Linked DNA regions of Mus musculus: region 2 is linked to region 1. A link is a contact called in ENCODE POLR2A ChIA-PET data. All regions are on one chromosome and are shown on one strand. Each heading gives the region's core, a stretch centred on a gene start or an enhancer-like site at or near the end of the contact. The rest is flanking DNA. Distances are from core to core; before and after follow the strand shown.

Region 1 (2,635 bases), core at 46-2,545:
TCTCGGGTCCCTGGGCCGCATCCGCCCACCAAAGGCCCACAAAGCCCCGCCAACGCCAAGGACTCCACAGCTTCAACTTCCCTCCGACCCAAATCCACTTCGATTTTATAGGATCAGAGTATGACACCCTAACTACAGAAGGCTAGGGAGAGATTCTGCGGCGAGCCATTACCAGATCACTTACACAATAAAGCGATCCAGAGGCGACGGCTGACCCTCCCCCCGGCCGCTCCGCTACAACGCGCCCGGGCCACATTTCCCGCCTCGTTCTCCCCAACGGCCCAGGCCTCGCCCGGTGTCCACCTCCCGGTCCACCACGGTCCCCAGCGAGCGTGGCATGAGGTCTAGCTCCAGCCCTCCTTCCCGAGACCAGCTCTGGAGCCTCTCATCCGTCGCATGCTCCCAAGACCATGCAGTTTCAGGCCACTGGTCCCTAAACCGCACAGATCCAGGGTCCGCCTTCTGAGTCTTCGGAGAACCTTTCAGTCGCACCCGGGGAAATCTAACTCCACCTAACCCACGGTGCAACCCACCCAGGGTCCCCTTTCCTTCCTGGGCCCCCAGCACCAAGATCACATCCCAGGACTCAGTCCTCTCCTAAAAGGAGATAGACACGCCGGGCGCCTCCGGCCTCTTATTAGGGCACTCACCTCCCAACCCCACGCTTCCAGGGATCCAATGCAACCAGGAGTTGGTCCCTACATCCCCATCCCCAGATCTCCATTCTCATCCCTTTCAAGAGTCGTCCTCACGTATGACCTGGCCCTGATCCATGAAGAGGTCTCATTCTCAAGGACCCCATTTCCCACCCCTCCAGGGGTCTCTTCATCTCCATACACTGGGGTCTCGTCATCTCCACAAGCTCCGCTCTCCACTGCCCAGTCTCCCTTTCCCAGCTCCCGCCTGGGCTCCGTCTCTGTGCTCCAGGCTCGCCCAGTTCCCCAGCCCCGGTTCCTCCCCTCCTGTTCCCTCAACCGTCCCCACTCCCGGAACGCCGCACTCGGACCCGGGCAACTGCTCGTCTCACCTTCAGCCGAAGATGGTGGCGCCGGCACACGTCCCCAGCAGCGACCACAGATCCAGCGTCTCAATTCCAAACCCACCGCTGCCTCCGCCGGGCTCCTTTAGCACTGCTGCTCGCGCCTGCCCCACCCACTCCCACCCTCATTGGGCCATCTCCACGCCCATCACTGCCGCCCCCAGACCCACTGGTCGGTTTGCGCGCCCATCTCCCAGGAAAGACGTTAGCAACCCGAACGAAGCTACCTTCCCAAGTCCCGCTCCCTCCACCCACCTGGAATGATGCTCATTGGCTCCCGCTCCCGACCTAGACCCACAGACTCCCAATCTCATAGGCTGCTACTCACGCCTGTCAGAGACTCCGGGAGGTGCGGCCGGGGCAGTGGCGGGTGATTGGCTGACTCTGGAGGGAGATGGACAGCTGAAACTAGGAGCCTGGCGATCCCGCGAGGCAGAGATCGCCGATCTTGTTGGGGTGTGCGCGCTGCGCTAGTCAGGGCTGGGTGGACAGTGGGGCAGGTGTACCGCAGCACAAGTCACCAGCTCCCACTGGTCACGTCTCTCTATTGCGTCGGGCCGCCGCTGCAACCCACTCGAGCGTTCTGCGGCCCGTAGGCTTGCCGCAGCCACTGGGTCCCTCAGCGGGACCGGCTTTCGCCGAGGAATCGCCAGCTCCCGGAGCTGCCTGCAGGGGCGGGGCCGGAGCGCGGTCCTGAGGCCTGACGTCACCCTGGAGCTTCAGTGGGTGGGAGCCGCTGCTTGCGGCTCACCTGCAGTGGGGGAGGGGAGCCTCTCGGGCTGGGCGCTAAAGCTCTGTCCTGACCGGGCTGCAACCCTGTGGCGGCCGGAGTCCCCCCTTACTGATGCTTCCTTCCTCTCGTGACCCGCCGCAGTTGGATGTTTGCTTGCTCTGCCTCTTAGGCAGGGCTGAGATTCCAAAAATACGAGAAGCAAACGGGCCTGGCAGAGAAGACCAGAGAGCGACTTCATTTGTTCACTCACTCATTCATTCCAGCTCTCTATGGAAGAGGAACTGGGTAGGGCTTGCAGGATTCCTGTGCTGTTGTCATAGCCCCTAGGGCTAAAGAACCAGTGGTTCAAGTGCCTTAGAAAGGTTCATGGACCTCAGGTGGGAGTGGGCTTCCAAAATAAGGAAACTGGAAAATTGAAGTTAAAAAAAAAATGTAATGAAATGTCTGCAGAATCTAGTCAACTCTTAATTATACATGTATAAATATAATAAAGTAAAAAAATCACAAGAGCCAAATGGATTATTGTTCTTATAAAAAGATAAATATAAAATACTTTATTTTAAAACTGCCTCAGGATTTTATGTATTTAGTATTGTATATATGTGTGTGTTTTAATGGATACTTTGTAAATGCCTGAGAAACTTCTAGACTGATTTTTTTTTTTAAAGTGAGAAAAAAAATGAAAACAAGGCAGGAAGTGATAAGAAAGGGTTGGTGGAATTCAGAGAAATCTCCAAGGCAGCTGAATGCAGAGCCCTTCCGGGGGAAGTGAGAATTCTTTGTCCTTTGTCCAGGTGCATCTGGTCTCCAACCCCACATGCCCACTAGGGTGGCTGCCCCCTTCCAGGTGTCTTGTGACTTTG
Region 2 (2,635 bases), core at 90-2,589, 89 kb before region 1:
GAATGGAAGCTGGAGGATGGATGAGGAAGAGCGGTGTGGCTCCTAGGTCCATGCACGTAAGCTGCTCCCCCAAAGCTACAGTCAGTGGCCTGGAGTCCAGTACCACAGAGGACTCACTCGTTTCTTTCATTTGCAGTACCAACCACCCCTTCCTGTCCGGTAAATGCTGAGCCTCCATCACCTCTGCATCAGTCCACTTCTTGTCTGCATCACCAGAGCCCTGCTTCTTTCTACAGTTGACATGTTTGGTCCCTGTCGCCTTCCTCCACTATCTCCCCAGTGTTCGGACACTTGGCTGCTAGGCCACCTCTTTCACCCCACCCTCCACCCCCTAGCATTGCCCAGGCAGTGACCCACCCATTGCTAAGGCAATGGGCACTACCTGTGCTTGTTTTTCTTGACCCTGAATGTTTACCTGTTGCCATCACAGCAGCCTCCTAGACTCTTCACTTCTGGCCTTAAGGGCCCCGCCCACTTCCAGCCTTTCCAGTGGCCCCCCAGCTCAGTCAGTCTTGTGATCCAAGATGACCTCTCTTCTACCTATCCATCTATCTTGGTACTCTCTCGGGACCTACACTCATGTGAAACCCGTCTAGGATGTGACAAGAAATGAGTTAGCCCTCTTCTTTTCTCCCAACACCTCTCAGCCAAGAGAGTTCATTTAGGAGTTTAAATTGCATATGCCTGGCTACCTAGCACAGATCCATGTATTTTCTCCCAGCTGGACGTCATAAAAGTCTTATCTGCCTTCCACAAACTCTTATCAAGTCCCTGTTGTATCTGCTTTTACAATCCTGCATCTGCTCTCATGATGACACCTAACATTCTTAGTTCATGTGTTAGGGAAAGAACAAAGTATACTTTTAAATATATTTACATCTCAAAGTGGGGAACGCAGGTAAGAGATCTAAGAGATCTCTCTCCGGGCGCTGCCACTTAATGCATGAAGACTGCAGAGAGGCAGTAGGTGAACAAGTGCAGGGCAGGAGGGGGCCAGGGAGGAGCAGTGAGCAGAGCCAGCAGGAAGGCAGAAAGGCCCAGGCTTGCTCCTGGGACGATGGCAGCCCGAACGAATGACATCACAGATGAGATGGCTAAGAAAAGTCCAAGTATATTCTGACAGAAGATCATGATTAATTCAGTATGAAAAAGCGACGTGTTGAGGGCAGTTCCTAGGGTTCTGGCTTGAGGTGAGAGGCTGGTGGATGAGGTCATGGGTAAAATGGAGAGACATGGAGTGAGCTGCCTAGGGCGGGCTGAATGCTGCAGCCTGCTGCTAAGGAAGGCTGGGATAACATAGATAAATTGGGGATTATCAACAAGTTGTTCAAGGTCAGGCGCCCCTGGGGAAACTGAAACAGATGAGGGCCTGGGACCACTCTGGGCTGGAAAAGGGAAAAAGAGGACAGCGGACAGATAAGAACAACACTCATCCGTGCCTTACCCCATGTGTCCCAGTGTGAGCGCTGCTCACTCCCGGTGGGAGCTGGGAGGCACTGAGTACTTGTATCCAGCTGCCCACCCAACTTCCCATTCTTGCCAGGACTCTGCCCTTTCTGATAACAGATTCTGACACTCCGCTAGGGGTCTTTCCTCTGGCCTTCCACCTCACTAATCCTCTCCTGTCACACATGTCCAAGTGTTAGCATAACTTTAGCCAGAGTCCGAGACACTGCCAGCAGTGAGCGTGTGATTTGTGGTAGGTTCCAACTGCAACAAACCCCAGCTCCTTCCTCTGAAAGCGAGACAAGGAGGTGCACGTTGCAGTGAGGCAGTAGCTAGCCTGCTCTGTGCTCACCGCTGGTATTCTCTGCCCACTTTCCCACACAACCTTGCATTCAGCCAGCCAGACTGTGGCAAGCTCCAAGATACAAGGACTTATCCATCCTTTCTGCTCACATGGCTAACTCCCCATTCCGTAGCTTCCTGAGAGCTCCTTAGGCTCTGGTCCCCGCAGTGCTCACAGTGCAGAGGCTTTCCCTCCTGACCTTTACATCTCAGCAGACAAACCCGAGAAAACACCCCACACTGCTCTAGGTAGCCTCTCTCCTTGACTTAGCGTTCCCCAGAGGACATTTCCGCAGCTACTCTCAGGGCCATGGGGACTGTCCCCACGGTCACTGTGATCTCTGACCACAGCCAGGATGAGTGCTGCTGCCTTCCCAGTGCAGGCTAGGTGCATGGTGCTGGCACCCAGTAGCTACTTAATAGATGCTGGAGGACAACAAAGCTTACCAAAACAACAGGTCACCTTGTCGCAAAGGAGGGATGGTGCCCAGATTACCAACACTGTCCAAGGATCCAATCACATTAGCACCACCACCACCATCTGCCTCATTTCCAATTCAATAGCTCTGGATTACTTTTAAAAAATGACTCAGGTTTGCCAAAAGCCAATGCTTTAGACTCTCAGGTTGTTTTGTCTTTTTAAAATCTACCATTTAAAATTCAGAGTTGGGTCCCAGCACTAAGAAAAACCTATCATTAAATGACCCTTAGCACATCACTAAATGTATAACTTCATTAAACTCTGATAAGGAAAGGGCTTTTCTTATGTAAATGATGAGACACAAGAGCCAGCAGCAGCAAGCCACAGCACGGGGCCCACTCCTTTGCCACGCCTCGCCACGTTAGG

The links. ChIA-PET counts read pairs that join two places held with the same protein, here RNA polymerase II (POLR2A).
Region 2: POLR2A ChIA-PET joins it to region 1 with 16 read pairs in embryonic stem cell. The contact joins the enhancer-like site here to the promoter of Myh10 in region 1. POLR2A ChIA-PET finds 5 or more read pairs at or near these places in 3 of 5 experiments (Patski and embryonic stem cell).

Annotation. Positions count from the first base shown.
Region 1 is chr11:68,690,575-68,693,209 of GRCm38, reverse strand. Myh10 (myosin, heavy polypeptide 10, non-muscle) reads right to left here and starts at 1,295. Exons shown (of 41, transcript NM_175260.2): 1 at 1,028-1,295.
Region 2 is chr11:68,779,520-68,782,154 of GRCm38, reverse strand. All of the region lies in intron 15 of Myh10 (myosin, heavy polypeptide 10, non-muscle), which reads right to left. Among named protein-coding and RNA genes, the nearest start is that of Ndel1, 72 kb to the left of the region's middle. Within about 2 kb of position 1,339, at least 1 of the 3 ENCODE cell types and tissues checked has a DNase peak (open chromatin) inside an H3K27ac peak, as active enhancers do.